Linked DNA regions of Mus musculus: all the other regions are linked to region 1. Evidence: chromatin loops called from intact Hi-C (ENCODE). Cell type or tissue: left cerebral cortex. All regions are shown on one strand. Region 1 has its middle 70 kb from the start of Cep135. Region 2 has its middle 15 kb from the start of Gm34369. Region 3 has its middle 69 kb from the start of Gm34369.

The links. Peaks named below come from ENCODE experiments on the same cell type or tissue, not always from the same donor. Only the 100,000 strongest peaks of a DNase experiment are listed, where the experiment ranks them.
Region 2: it touches region 1 in a loop (2.3-fold over the local background); 3 of 42 quality-filtered maps call a loop at or near these places.
Region 3: a loop joins it to region 1, with 2.1 times the contacts of the local background. A loop is called at or near these places in 4 of 42 quality-filtered maps.

Annotation. Positions count from the first base shown.
Region 1 is chr5:76,655,812-76,660,811 of GRCm38, reverse strand. It overlaps a transcript of Cracd not described here. Among named protein-coding and RNA genes, the nearest start is that of Cep135, 70 kb to the right of the region's middle. In left cerebral cortex, a CTCF peak has its summit at 3,111; DNase peaks (open chromatin) are centred at 2,162, 2,427, 3,122 and 4,409; H3K4me3 peaks cover 2,260 bases; H3K27ac peaks cover 1,303 bases.
Region 2 is chr5:76,760,017-76,765,016 of GRCm38, reverse strand. It overlaps a transcript of Cracd not described here. Among named protein-coding and RNA genes, the nearest start is that of Gm34369, 15 kb to the left of the region's middle. In left cerebral cortex, no CTCF peak of the experiment used is centred here; DNase peaks (open chromatin) are centred at 1,194 and 2,429.
Region 3 is chr5:76,706,043-76,711,042 of GRCm38, reverse strand. It overlaps a transcript of Cracd not described here. Among named protein-coding and RNA genes, the nearest start is that of Gm34369, 69 kb to the left of the region's middle. In left cerebral cortex, no CTCF peak of the experiment used is centred here; a DNase peak (open chromatin) is centred at 2,911.

The DNA.
Region 1 (5,000 bases):
AATGAGAATAAAGATAAACTGTCCTGCCTTGCTTACGTTGATATTTCGCAAAGGATATGTGCATACCATTTCATCTGACCCTCACACAATTCCTTCAGGACAAAGGAATCTTACAGAGGAGGAAGCTGAAATTTTAAACTACTTGCCACACAAAGGGCTTGTTACAAGGACAGGCGGTTTCAAGTGCAGTCCCCCAACTCAAGAAGTTGGCATATTTACCCACTCTTCCGTGTATAGAGTGTATCCAGGGTGTAGACTTTAACTAGACTGTTGTTTTCTAGGGGAGCCCAGTGTCTCAGAGGAGGTTGTGATTCGGGGCCAAAGCACCAGGCGTGCGATCCAGCGTCTGCCCCTGGCACCATTGCTTTAGTGGCAAGAGTTGGCAAGTCATTTAATCCCGCTGTGTCTGGATTTCCTTACCTACAAATCACAATGATAACATCTGCCCTGCCTCTGCACAAGGAGCCCGTGAAAAACAACCATGCTCAACAAGTGAAATGTCCTCCTATTCCTATTCAGCTATAGAGTGGCATCACAGAGACCACCCGAAAGGCCCCATGTTTCATGAATATGCACATCAACTATGACTGTAAAAGTAAGGCTCTAGGCTTTCATGGACCCACATGTGGAAATGCTTTGCAGCTCTTGACACATAGTAGGTCTTCAGCAAATACTCATCACTGTAAGCCAGCTGCACCTGTGTGCATTCTACTCATTTGCATTTTCTTTATCACTAGCTTGTTCCACCACTAACTACTGAATACCACTCTGTGCCTTGGCAGAAACAGACTGTGGCTTGATGTAGAGGCACACACCAGCAATCCCAGCATCCTGGAGGTGGAAGCAAGAGGATCAGGAGTTCAAGGCCGTGCTTGGCTAAATAACGAGTTCAAAGCCAGCCAGGGCTAAATGAGACTCTGTCTCAAAACAAAACAAAACAAAACAAAAACAAACAAACAAAAAACAGCGAAAGATATACAGATTGCAAAAGCAGACAATAACTGGGCTCCTGCCGTACAAGCATGAGGACTTGAGTTTGGGTCCTCAGTACATATGTAAAAGCTAGACATATGAAGGAGGTACTGGTGGGGCGGGGCATTGGCCTGCCAATCCAGCCAAATTGATGTGCTTCAGGTTCAATTCAATAAGAGACCCTGTCTCAAAATACAAGGAAGAGAATGATGGAGAGCGTTAGACCGTTAGCCTCCAGAAGCTACACGTGTGTGAACGGATGGGTGCATGCACACATACACGATACACGCACATGAGTAGTACACATAGAAACATACATAAAACGGACAAAAATTGCTACAAAATTGCATAATAAGAAAACATAAAATGCAGCTTTCCGCCTAGCAGTAATAACTTCTGCTGTTACAGTGTTTGTAGATTATGAAGAACCATATAGTTTTGTTTTTACCTAACTCTAATGTCAGCACTATTACCTTCCTGGCTCCAAATTCAGTGCTCTGTTTATATTGAAAAGTCTTGAAAGTCTCTCAATTGTCACAGGTGACTCTAAACAAAAACTTTGGAGTAAAATTTAAGTAAACAATAGTAAAAAAAAATAATAAGGTTTTATTGCAGGACCCCACCCCTCACCCACACACATTTATGAGTTAGCATAATGCAACCATATAACCAATTCAAGATACATTTTCAAATGTTTCTTTTTAAAATTGGCCTTGAATTTCTTTTTTCTTATAGGCAGTTTTCTCTGGGGGAAAAAAAAAGCCAAGCAATAAAGGTGGTGGCCAAGGTGCCTTCCTTTTGTCGACTCTTTAAAAATTACTCAAAATCGATCACTGTATTCAGATACCCGAATCACAGACAATGCCAAATGACCGCTAGCCATCTTATTATATAATTCAACAACTACTGGAGGTAATTTTTACGGGGGAACATTGATTTAACTGACAGTTTAATTAATTGCTTATTTGCCACGGGATATCTACTAAAACCTTTTACTAAAACTGCCGTATCCTTTGTATTCTAACCACTCCCCTGCCACTGCTGCCACCTCCCCATCACACACACACACACACACACACACACACACACACACACACCCTCACCTACACCCAGTGCCAGATCAGTTTCCCGGCCTGTATTCGTAAAACCATATTAAAATTTCACAACACATGGTCACAGTTACTAGGTTTTCTCCACCCTCCCCCTACACTGAATCAATGTCTTCACATATACATTTCCCCCTTGAAATCCACAATTCGGAAAGCCATTGAGAGTGTGCAAACATCTAACATAAAATTCAAATGTCTGTTCTTGGCTGATACTCGGTTCTTTTTTTTAAAGCCATAGTACCCCACCCACTGCATCCAAGGGGTTAGAGGTCCAATCTCGCCACCACAGAGCTCTGCAAGAAAGGGCGGTTATAGCTGCAGGGAAACAGCCGCGATGGAAGAAGATAAGGCGAGCCCATTTCACGCCCCGGCGGCGTGCGGTGCCCGGCTCCAGCCCTGGGAGGGAAACCTTTGTTCGCCTCTGCCATCAAACTGGTAGCTCATCAGAACTGGGGCAACAAGAGTTTGTGCGCATCGGCTCTCGGCAGAGGTTAAACAAAGCCATGCAGCCTGGGGACCCGGCTGAGCGTGTCCGCGTCTCAGCTCCTGGTTAGCGAGGTCCCGCTCTGCGCTGGGGACCCGGGAACCGGACAAGGCGCGGGAAGGAGCGCGGGGCTGAGCGAGTCCCACGCTCTCGGCAAGTTCCCGGGGTGCAGTCCGCTCGCAGGTTCCTCCCAGGGACCCACGAATGAGCACGCCCCGCACAGATCCAGAAGAGAGGGGCTGCGCCGCGCATGGGGTCGTCGCCCCAAAGACCTCCGCCGGCCGTGCTAGCCCACGCCCGGGGCAAGGTAGGAGTCTCGCTCGGGCCCCGCCAGAGAGAGAAGCCACCCGCTGCCCATTGTCTGTTCTCCTCCGTCGCCGGAGGAGAGCTCACCTGCGGTTTCGCAGGGCGCCGCCGTGGAGAGAGGGATTGGCGAGAGCCGCGCGCCCCGGGAACGTCCCAGCCCGCCGAGCCTCCGCAGCAGCAGCAGCCCCAGCAGCGCGGCCGGCTCTCAAGCGCCCGCGGCCTCCATTGCTCTCCCCGCCGCCACCACCGCGCGGCACTGCGCGCCCAGCCCCGCGCGCCGTGGTCACATGCTCCGCCCGCGCTTGCCTTGGCCGCTCGGACCCTCGCCCGCCCCGCCCGGACACCGCCGCGCTGCCCGCCGAGCTCCGTTGGTGCATGCCGGACACTTTGCACCCGGGCTGACTCGAAAGCAGGAGTTAGCCCAGGACACCGTGTGGGACTTACCAGTGCCCTCTCCACCGCTGCAGGAATGGCCAGATCTAAGGCTGAAGGCGAGGGTCGAGGCGCACCTTGCAAGGGGCAAGAATCCAAGACTGTCAGTCACCACCTTCTCTGGAAGTAGTCCGGGTCCCGGGTACCAGCATAAAACAGTAACTCGAGTGACCTGGACCATAAAGAGGTTTCACCCTGCATGGTCCAAGCTATCAGAATGGATCTGGGACTCCTGAGTCGCACAAATGGAAAGATGTCCCTCCAGAGATATAAAAAGCTAGCGATTGTATTGCTGAGTTCCAGTGCATTTGAACACAGTGACATCGGTCATTATTGTCCTCACTCATAATGAAATTAAATATTGACTTCGATATCTTAGAAAGATTATCTTGTCCTTTTGTGGGTTAGTCAGAAGCAATGAGACTTAGCTCCATACTTCCTGTCATGGCTATTTCAATAGAAGCGTTGGAACTCAAGTCTACCGGGCCTTTTGATGCTGCAAATACAAAGATACCAAAATCTAGGCGTCTTATTTATTACTAAAGCAAAAATCTTCTGTGACAAAAGACGCAGAAAACCAACTGTAACATATACTCTATAACGAATCAAAGGTCCCAGTGTCCAAAACAGGACCACTAATTTCAATGCTGATGGCAAGCGTGATTCAGAACTGATACGGGATAGTTCCAGTGCATAGCGGATTAGTTAACTGGGCTTTTCTGGATAACTTGTTGTTGTTGTTGTTGTTTTGGGTTTTTGTTGGTTTTGTTTTGTTTTGTTTTGTTTTGTTTTGTTTTGTTTTTCCAGACAGGATTTCTCTGTGTAGCCCTGGCTGCCCTGAAACTCATTCTGTAGACCAGGCTGGCCTCGAACTTACAGAGATACATATGCCTCTGCCTCTCAAATGCTGGGATTAGTGTATTGTTTCATTGATCATTGCTTACATATATCCTAAACTATTCCTCAAAATAAGAATAATAATGAGTTTTAGAGAATTAAGTTAAAGGTTCCTTTAACTTTGGTTTAGTAGCAATAGAAATTTTTAGAAGCTCAAAATGAAATCTGGGCAGAGTATACAACAGGGATCTTTTTCTTGGCACACTATACTCTTGACTCTGTGCCAACTGCACAAGAATCACTCTATAGTAATTCAAATTCACATAGTGTGGGTTCTACTGACTTTTCATTTTGTAAGACAAATATGGCAACTTATACGCCATTAAATCATCTAGAGAGTTGATGCTCATATTAGAATATTCTAGTGCCAGACTTTATGCATCATACCTCAAATCGGAAGCTAATAGGAAACTTTGATTATCTTTTGAGCTATTTGCCTTGGCTTTTGACTATCACATCGTATCGATAACAGCTCAGTCCACCGGATAGTCAGCATGGAGCTATTAAGTTTACCCTAGAATAACGGAACTTTCAGACCAGATCCTGCCCATTGAGGGGGTGTGGCTGCAGACTAATGGAAGCTTTCAACGTGGCTCTATAGTAAGCTGTCCTGCTGGAAAGGTGACAGGTGACAGAATATCTTTCTTCCGACTTCTCAAGCGTACTGGTCCATAGTTCATACCAACAAAATATAGAAGGGCAACGGGATATATACAAAAGAATTATATAAGAATAAACTCAAAATACATGTTAAGCATAAAGGTAAGACCTAAATCGATCAGAGTCTTAGGGAAAAAAAA
Region 2 (5,000 bases), 100 kb before region 1:
CTGAAGGCAGTCACTTATTTCTGAGCCTTCGTCAGGGCTCAATAGTGTGGCATAATGGGCTGATGGTGGAAGAGGATGTGATAAAGACCTCCAGGGAAAATGCCATGGGCTCAAGGAAATCATCATCTGGTAGGAGAGAGGACCTATTTACTAAGTCACAAGCCAGGTAGAGCGGAAGCTCTGCATAGAATGGGGTGCAGAGAGACGTCCGCAGGAACTGCTGTGGGAGTCCACTGGAAAGAATCACTTCTGAGAGTGGGAGGGGAGGGTCAGAGGGCCTGTCATTTGCAAATGTGTTTAAAGACAGCTGAGTCCTTAGGCTGAAGAAACAGAGAGAAGTGTGTGGATGGAGCACAGACAGTTGCTACTGTCTCTATGACAGGCACCATTTAAGTTACAGCCCCAGGGTTCCCAGGTGGGGCAATATGTTAGGTCCTGGTAAAAACTCGTCCTTATGACTGCCTTGTCTGGCCTCAGTTGGAGAGGATGTACCAACCCTGCAGAGACTTGAGGGCCCTGGGAAAGGGGATGCCTGGGTGGGTGGGGAGGGGGAGCACCCTCTCAGAGGCAAAGGGGAGGGGGAATGGGAAGAAGAACTGTGAGAGGGGCAAGGTCTGGAATGTAAATAATTAAAATAATTAATTTAAAAAGTCCATATTTGTTAGATAATCAAAGCTGTGAACCGGGGCTCTAGCAGAATGGCGACACTTGTTACAGGTTAAAGAACCATATTTATCATCAGTTCTTGAATGTGAAGTTCAAGTTCTGCCTCCAGTGCTCCTCTAGGGCTGTTTTCCACCATGGGAAGGACTTGGTGAGGCTTGTGCCCAGCATTCTCAATACCCCAGCCTTCTTCCTCGTTCCCCCGGAGCTCTGAACTTCAGAATTAAAGTCCTTTATTTCAGAGAACTTAACACCAGTTCTGTGGCTGTGCATATAAATAAGGTTTGTTTTTTTTTTCCCTCTCCTTTGATAGGAAATGGTAGTGGAGACCCCTCTCCCTGCTGACTTTAGCTTTTTCTGTTCAGGGTCCATTTTGGTCTCCTTAGGAGCAAAACTCTTACTGTTTGTCCTTTGTACGCCTCAAGTGCAGAGCTCTGCCTTTTCCGTGGGAGGCATTTGGCATGTTTGCCCAAATGCTGAAAGGGCCCTGGGATGTGAACGCTTGCCAGTTCGAGCCAGTGTGGAAAAGAAGTGAAATTTTACTTATTTTAATAAGGCAAAGATTAAAATGGGTGGCATTTTAAGGGTGAGGAGCCGGCATAGTTTTCTCCCGTGGTTTTAACCTCTTTAACTTCTGAGGCTTAAACAGCCAATCAAGAAGCTGCCTTCCCAAGTTACACCAGAAGAAGGGGGGGAGGGTCCCCCTCCCAAGAAGCATGTTCATCTGGCAGGACCTCTGCTGATTGTGGGTCCCCCTTGTTTGTCTGGCAAACACCCTCTTCTCTTTCCAGAGGGCTCACATGGCACGCCTGGGAGGCCCCTCTTCACCCTGTGCGGGCTGTCGGCTTTGCCTACTGCGATCCAGGCACTGTGTGCAGAAAACATTCTCAAATATCGCTAACCACACTTTATCCCGCTATCTGTTTACATATCTGAATTCAGTTTGGTGAAGTTCGGTTCACGTGGCAATGCCCTTGGTGTTTGCTCAAGCTAGATTCACAGGCTCTGAGGCAGGAGGGGGCTCTTGGCTTTCAAGCTGCCTTCTACTTCCAAGCCCCTGCAGAAGCAGGACAAGCAGCCGCAGACAGATGGTAGGTAGCAGGAGGGCATGGCATTAACCCTAGACAGCAGGGTCTCATTTATATCCTTAGCCCCCGGCACCAAGTTTGGTACAGGAGCAGCCACAGGCATGCTAATGGAGAGAGAGGGAGGAGGGGGATGGGGAGGGGGAGGGGGGAAAGAGAAGCAGAAGAAGAAGAGGAGGAAGAGAGGAGAGAAGTCACAAAAGCCATCCCAGTACTCCGCAGGTGTTATTTTGAGATGTCTTGGAAGTAACTCTTTGGGGTTGAAATCTGGGGATTCTGTCCACTCTCATGCACAGTGTGGTAACATGATATTCAACTCTGGTTGGAGAGAAGCCATCGAGAGCTTGTATTTAACTGTGGTCCCAGAGTCCTTGTTAAGGACCTGCCAGGAGGCCTCAGAGGAGAGATGCACAGGTAGTCTCCACTGACTGAGCCACGAGCATGATTCAACCCCATTCTTTGGCTCTGCAGTCTTAGAACATAGGCTCTTTTGTCACCAAAAGAGGATTTACCGGGTCCTGTTTGCCACAGTTTCCCCCTTCTCCACCTGTGCTGCCGTCTTAGGTGACGCCTGGCAGATGGAGAGGGGACTCACGTTTCAAGCCTTCTCAGTCGGCGGCCCCCAGATCCCTTCCTGAGCAAGAACTGCTTCCCTAAGGAGGTCCCCGGGAGATGACAGTATAAAGTATGCCTCAAATTTTCATCCCCGGCAGCTGGTATCATCTAACCCCCTCGGGAGAGAACACGGCTTTGTTGCTTAGGCTGGCAATCTAATCTCTGGGTCCTCGGCCAAAATATCAATTACAGGTTCAGCTGCATGATGGGATACATCAGAGTTCAGGCAACAGGAACAATGGCAGCCTAGGTCAGGGGCTGGGGGGCAGGTGGCTGAAGGAAGTGGGACATATGGCAGGGGTGAAGTCAGGTAAAACTGACTCCTCCCGCCTTTGCAGATTAAGTAATCTCATCTTAAAGTGATGTCAGTCTCCTGAAGCAACTGCAGAGACCGATGCTTCCCTGAGGCAGTTTTCTCGGAGGATTCAATTAGAAACCACGGATGCGCCCACAGCCTATTAGCGCTCCTGAAGTAGGATGAGGTCATCCTTGCACAGCCTCCCTGTCCCCACCAGTCATCCCTGTACAGCCTCCCTGTGCCCACCAGTCATCCCTGCACAGCCTCCCTGTCCCCACCAGTCATCCCTGTACAGCCTCCCTGTCCCCACCAGTCATCCCTGCACAGCCTCCCTGTCCCCACCAGTCATCCTTGCACAGCCTCCCTGTCCCCACCAGTCATCCCTGTACAGCCTCCTTATCCCCACCAGTCATCCTTGCACAGCCTCCCTGTCCCCACCAGTCATCCCTGCACAGCCTCCCTGTCCCCACCAGTCATCCCTGTACAGCCTCCTTGTCCTCGCCTCTGTCCCTTTCAACTTGCCTCTTGCTCTTCTTCTCAGTAAATTCCTAACCTTTCTGGTTTGACCCCAGGCATTTTCATTCCTCCTATGACTTTGTCCTATCTCTCAGATGGAGAACAGCATTAAGCATGTACAATCCTGACTGAGACTTAGACACTCCTCAGAAGTAACTGCCTTTGGCTGGGACACCATTCTTAACCATGTGTCCTCATAGGCATGGAGGTGTTCTGCTCCACGTTGGTTGTAGCTCTCCTGTTGCAGGCATCTCTCTCGAGGCTGCACCTAGTGTACCACTCCTGGTTTGGCCTCACACTCGGGATCGGTTAGGTGAGCTTCATGTAAGAGGCACTTAAATGTAATGGAAAGTAAATGTATTGAGTGTTTCAGAATCTCCTGGTTCGAGTGTATTAAGCAAGTGACTTGGAGCATGGCGTGTGTGTGTGTGTGTGTGTGTACATGTGTGTAAATTTTTTCTGTTTCGTGAGCAAAGATATTGTGTTCCTGTCACTAAGTGTTCTACATGCCACAGAAATTGCAGTATTATTTTCCTGAAAAAGCTCCTAAAAAGGAAAAAAAAAGTAAGCAAGCAAGCATCTGACCTCAGTATTTGTCAGGACCTGAGGGGGGAAAGCAAGCAGGGAGTGACAGGGAGTGAGACCCGGATGAGGAGTCTTTCTTATTTGATGGGAAGGAGAGGAGGAGCCATCCTGAGATGGAGCTGAACAATACAGACGGACTGCATGGCTGTGTGCAGTTTAACTGTGAAGGAAATACACTTAGAATTCCGAGTCACATTGATAAGAACTCGGAGACACTGTTTGGCTGTTTTGAACATGTGCCTCAGAGGGCAGGTGTTAGAAGCTTCGTTTTGAAGGGAATAGTGTTAGGATGTGAGGACTTCCCTGGTCACAAGGAACTGTGCCTTCAAGGATGGACAGATGTTATCCCAATGGACAAATGTTATTGCCGTGTGGCTTATCGTGAGTGAGCACGCATTTGGCCCTCTCTTGCTCCCCAGGCTCGTCCTGTGCCCTTTCTCCTTCCATAGCATGAGAGAACAGGGCTCTTACCAGCTACCAATGGCAGCTGCCTGGACCTTGCAGCCTCCAGAGCCATGAGCCAAGGAAGTCTGGGTTGTTTGTTTCTTTGTTTGTTTGTTCTTTATAAATTACCCAGGCCCGTTTATTCTGTTGCAGAGGTAGGAAAGGAGCTAAGGCAGAATCTAAACCACAGAAATGCATTTATTTATTTTCTTTGGACCTGACCTCGCCTCTCCACACTCTCTCCCTACCCCAGTCAGCCTGTCTCAGCACACTGGCTCTTGGCTATGCCTGTGGCGTGCAAGCTCTGTTCTTTCCTCCCAGCCTTAGATTGCTGCTTCCTCTGCCTGGAATGTGACTTCCTCAGAGGTCCTGTTCCTGAGAAGAAATGCCATGACAGGCATTACAACTCTCTGACCAGGCTTGGGGCATGAATTAAGTGTAATCAGGTGTTTAAATATACCACACATGCCAGCAGGAACACTGACGGCCGTCTTCTTTGACCTTAACCCAGCTTCTCTGAGGTCAAGAGCAGAATGACTCTATTCTTGGGAGGGAGGCAGGTGGGGAAGGTCTCCCAGGTCCAGTGCTCAGATGAGGACTGAGTACTGAACCACAGAGCCACGCTCTGTGATCCAAAATCACCACAGGACAGAAGGCGCCTTCCTACGGCACAGGATGGAATAACAGCAAAAAGCCAATAAAAATAACAGTGACACAATATTTTATGCACCCTATTTGCAAAGGCTCTTCCTATGTTTGTTGGTTTAGTAAAAGAGCTGATGTTCAACAAATAT
Region 3 (5,000 bases), 50 kb before region 1:
ACATACCCTGTAAGCTCCAATTGCCCAAGGATGGGCAGCTTCCTAGAATGAATGCTGGAGATGCTGTTCACGTAAAATAACAGGCCATGTGTTCTCACTTCAGTAAACAAGGTTGGTTGCCCCAACTGCACAGGCCGGGCTCCATCACATGTAGGCGGGAAGTATGCAGGCAGGCAGGCAGTATATCAGGATGTATGCCTGCCCCTAATTGGACAAAGGAGGAAGGAACGTAGTCTTGTAGGTTTGGCCTTTATAGGCACCTGAGTGACCTAATTCAGTACCACGTCTCTGAAAGTCCCAGATTCCGACCTGCCAGTGTTCAGCTTCCAGGCCAGTATTTAACAAAGTTTGCTTCAATCGGACAATCATAGATTTGATCTTCCTTAAAATTTTCAAGTTTAACAATACTAGTCATATATAGGGAGTCCTTTCCTCCCTGTATCTGACAATTGGGGTCTTCCAGATAGGCCTTCTGGGGGGGGTTATCATTAAACTACTACACCTGACCTGACACCCCAAATCCAGCTGGAAGTTCACAATGGCAGTTAGCGTTACCTCTTCAGAAGGAGGAAGGATGATAAGAGCAAGAAGTGGCTAAGCAGTTTAGGGTAAAAAAGACCCCAAAAGAAAAGTAAATTTCCTTCTTGACTAAAAGCAAGAAATGTCCTTGGGACCCTTGGAAGATTCATCCTTGCCAGAGGACAGAGATACCAAAAGTGGCTGGGGAATTCTGATCTGCGTTCTGTGTGTTTTAAAAGTATATTTCATTGTTGCGTGGGTGGCCTATGGAGAGTGTCTTGGTTGAATGAATAAACAATAATCCACTGTATTTCACAGCCTGAGTATCCTCTCTGCTATTACCTGCCACTGTCACTGCGTAAATGATTGAGAAATTATTGCACCAAATGAGAATCGCCCTTTAGTCTTCTTTTCCCATAGACATTAAACAGTAAGTTCCTGGCTCCACTCCTTTCATTACTTTACACAGTCTAAGTATCCAGGAACAAAAGCAAAACAAAACCATTTCCTAGTCATCCAGTCTAATAAAGGGTGAAGATTTTCAGGCGGCATGACCAGTGTGTCTGTCCTCAAAGCTCCTGGAGTTTGTGGCTCTGTTACCTCCACCTACTGAACCAGCGGCCGTTCCTCCTGTAGGCTTCTAGACACCTTGAAGTCAAGCCTATCTTCAGGATGCAATTAGTGCTATGCATGAGTAGTCAGGAATGGATACATGCATGACTGAATGCATGCATGCATGCATGAACGCAAGCATTCAGGAGCACATGGGGTAGGACCCGTTACCTGACGATCTCTAAGATATCGATTTTTTTTTGATTGATGATTGGCCTATGATTTACAAATCTTATTGGCATTGTACATGTCCTCACTATCACTAATGTGTCACTAATGTTGAATAGCAACAAATTATAGGACAGACTTTTATTAGTGTCAGGACTTATAAAGCATTTATGAAAAAACTGCTCATTTTGTGTTACTATAAACAATACAAAAATATGTAAGATAAAATGTACCACACACACATGTATGATATGATATATGATATGATTTGATATGATATGATATGATATGATATGATATGGTCATGTCATGGTGCATGTGTGGAGGTCAAAAGACAACTCTGTAATGAATCTCTCCTCCCACTGCAGTGGTTTTAAATATATTATCAATATAGTACAACCATTAGTTCCCATATGCCCCACCTCACAACCCCTGAAAACTGTCATTCCATTGACTGTCTCTATGAACCTCGCTACTCTAGGAATCTTGTATAAATAGAGTCTTACCATTTTTGTCTTTTTGTGATGAGTTTATTTCACTTAGCACATTATCTTCAAGATTAAGTACAGAAAACAATTTTAAATATTTTATTTTTTAAAAAGCCACAAGTATGGCCCATGTTCACAAGTGTGTGTGTTTGTGTGTGTGTATATGTGTGTGTGTGTGTGTGTGTGTGTGTGTGTGTGTGTGAGAGAGAGAGAGAGAGAGAGAGAGAGAGAGAATTTAGAGATAGGCCTTACATGGTTGCTGAAGCTGCCTTGGAACTCACTATGTAGCCCAGGCTAGCCTCAAACTTGAAGTCTTGGCCTCTCGAGTGCTGGGATCACATGTACACTCATGTACACCACACTCGCAGCGTTTGAGGCATGTGTTTTTAAACTGAGTAGATTTCCTTGTGGAAAGGCCAGTGCACAAGCCTGTTAGGAATCTGAACTGCCCTTTGAAAAGCTCTACCAAGCCCAGCTCTGTTTACCGTGCCCTATATGCTCGTCCTGGTTCTGCAGAGTGGATTTCGGAGGACCTGGGGTTGAATTACAGCACCACCCTCTCTCTGATCTTGTAAAACAAAGGTAAAGTCTACTTCACAGAAACGGAGATCGCAACCTTAAGTGCTAGATAAACCTGGCTCCACTTTCTCTTCCCCTCTCTCATTCTCCACCCCCCTGCCATCAGCCCCTGTCTCTGTCTTTCCTCTCTCTCCCTCTTCTTCCTTTCTTCCTCTCTCTCTTCTCTCTCTCCTCCTTCTCTCTCTCCTCCCCAGCCTCTTCCCCAAGTGTGTGCTCCTTCATTATGGGGCCAGACCGTTCAGTCCGACCTTTCTGAGTCACAGAGCAGGAGCAATACCCCTCACGGAAATGGATAAAAACTCTCCACACCCGGGGAACAGAGGGGCAAACGGGGCTATGGGCTCTGACAAGGCCTGCTTTCCTCAGGACTCAGATCACAACCGGTTATTAGAAAAAGAGAGTGGGCAGAGGGAAGCACGCAGCAGCAAACACGGAACGCTGACTGTCGAGGACACAGTCCTCTGATCGCTGATTCTGAAACTGGGTCACCGTACCCTCAGCAGTAACCTTGGAATTCTAACGATGGGAGGACCCAGGCTGCGAAAGCACAGAATACAGAATGAGGTTCAGCGCAGCAATGGCACTGGCAGGCCTGGCTGTATCAGCTGCAGAAACACTCCAAGGTGCGGAAGCGGCTTGCTTCCAGTAAGAACAGAGGGTCCTGAAAAAAGTCTTCTCCCGGCTTCTTACTTCCTCTGCCTAGTTAGTAAACAAATGCAGGGGCTAGGAAGATGACAGCCAGGCTGTTCCTGGCGAAGGCTGTCTCCATATACATCGGGTGAGGTTGGACCTCTTGATGCCTGTAGCATCTTCTGACACTAAAACCCTATTGCTCTAGGAGCAATGGGGTTTGTAAACCGATTCTTTCATTTAACCTAGCATTTCCACAATAGCTTTGCTCTTATGAGCACATATGTACACACAAGCCTAGTGTGTGTATATGTATATGATGTACATGTGTATACACATACACACATATGGGTTTTTTGGGGGGGGGTAAGGGAGGGTTTCGAGACAGGGTTTCTCTGTGTAGCCCTGGCTGTCCTGAAACTCACTTTGTAGACCAGGCTGGCCTCGAACTCAGAAATCCACCTGTCTCTGCCTCCCAAGTGCTGGGATTAAAGGTATGCGCCACCATGCCTGGCCACATCTGTTTTTCTAGAGGGAGGGCAGATCTTTATTCACACTGAACACAAAGTTAATACACCTAATTTTTGAAACTGAAACTAATCTAAGGGGGTGGGGGGAGGGGGAACCCTAACTAAGCCAAAGGAAAAGATTTCCAATAATACGGTTTAGGTACAACGTCTGTTTCAGTCTATGAATTACTTTTTTAATCTTCAAGAAAAGTATAGGTTTTTTTGTAGACTTGTCAGGCAGAACAGTTGCCAGATTGTAATAAAGTTCTACTTCCTCTAGCTAGATATCTCTCTGGAATGTTTTATCACCTTTTTTTTCTGTCTTGAGATTATTATACGATGATCATAAATAATTCACTTCTTAGGTTACATTAAATGGTTTTAATGAAATATTTAAAACTTTTAAATACTTGACATTTGGGGAGCTATTTTTTTTAATGCATGTTTGTTTTACAACCAAAGTTATATAGACACACTGAAGAATCACAGTGTTCTACAGGCCTTGTCACAGAGTAGCTGTGCCTTGTCCATCCCTGTGTTCCCTGACTCCCAGAGGCACCCGAGTTCGGGACTTTGAGTATTTATTTCTCTAGGCATATTACTCCTCATTGGTTGCATTTGCTACTTCTGATTTTCCTGTTTTTCTTTCCGTCTTTTAACTTCTTACCCTGGGGGTCAGTCCCTCACATATTCTCGCCACCGACTCCCCCCACCTTCCCCACCTGCAACATCAGTTTACCATTCTGTCCTAGAGACCTGTTTACACCAATCCTGGATGAACACTACGCACAGCTGAGACATGTGTCCCTAATGACTATTTGTCATTTCTTCAGGAACTCCAACATGGCCGCTCCCCTCCTACCCCCAGTGACTGACTGTTTATGTATTGAATTCCAATTACTTTCACAACCATCCACAAAGTGCACCTTCTCTTGGCAAGTTAAATCAGGCATTCTGTCAATTTTGCTAGGTGGGACCGAGGCAGGAGGAGCAATGGCCTGTCTGCCAGCCTGGGCTATGTATAGTGAGAACCTATGTCTCCACATCAAAACCAACCTTGTTGCATCCTCGTGAAGACATGCATGGTCCCGAGACTACCAGCCTATCCCTATTGGAGCTGATCTGCCTTGAGATCTTTTTTTCTTGTTCCATCCTGAAATTTACTTTGACTGCTATGTGAAACATATTTCCTGATTTCCACAGCTTCCTTTTCTTTTTGATATCCTGCCTTGATTTTTTAAAAAAGTAATTTCCCAGTAAAGGGAGTCTGAGAGGGTATGTCTGTGTGTGGCTGACAGGCATCACTGTCTGATGAGCTCCGCAGCCAGTATAAGCACTATTACAGAAATACACATCCGATGAGTCTCACAGCTAGCCTAAGCACTATTACAGAAACACACAGCCTGGGCATGAAAAGCGAGGAACCTGGCCTCAAAACCACCTTCAGTTTTCTAGTAAATACATGTGTGCCTTCTTTTAAAACCCGTGGTAATTA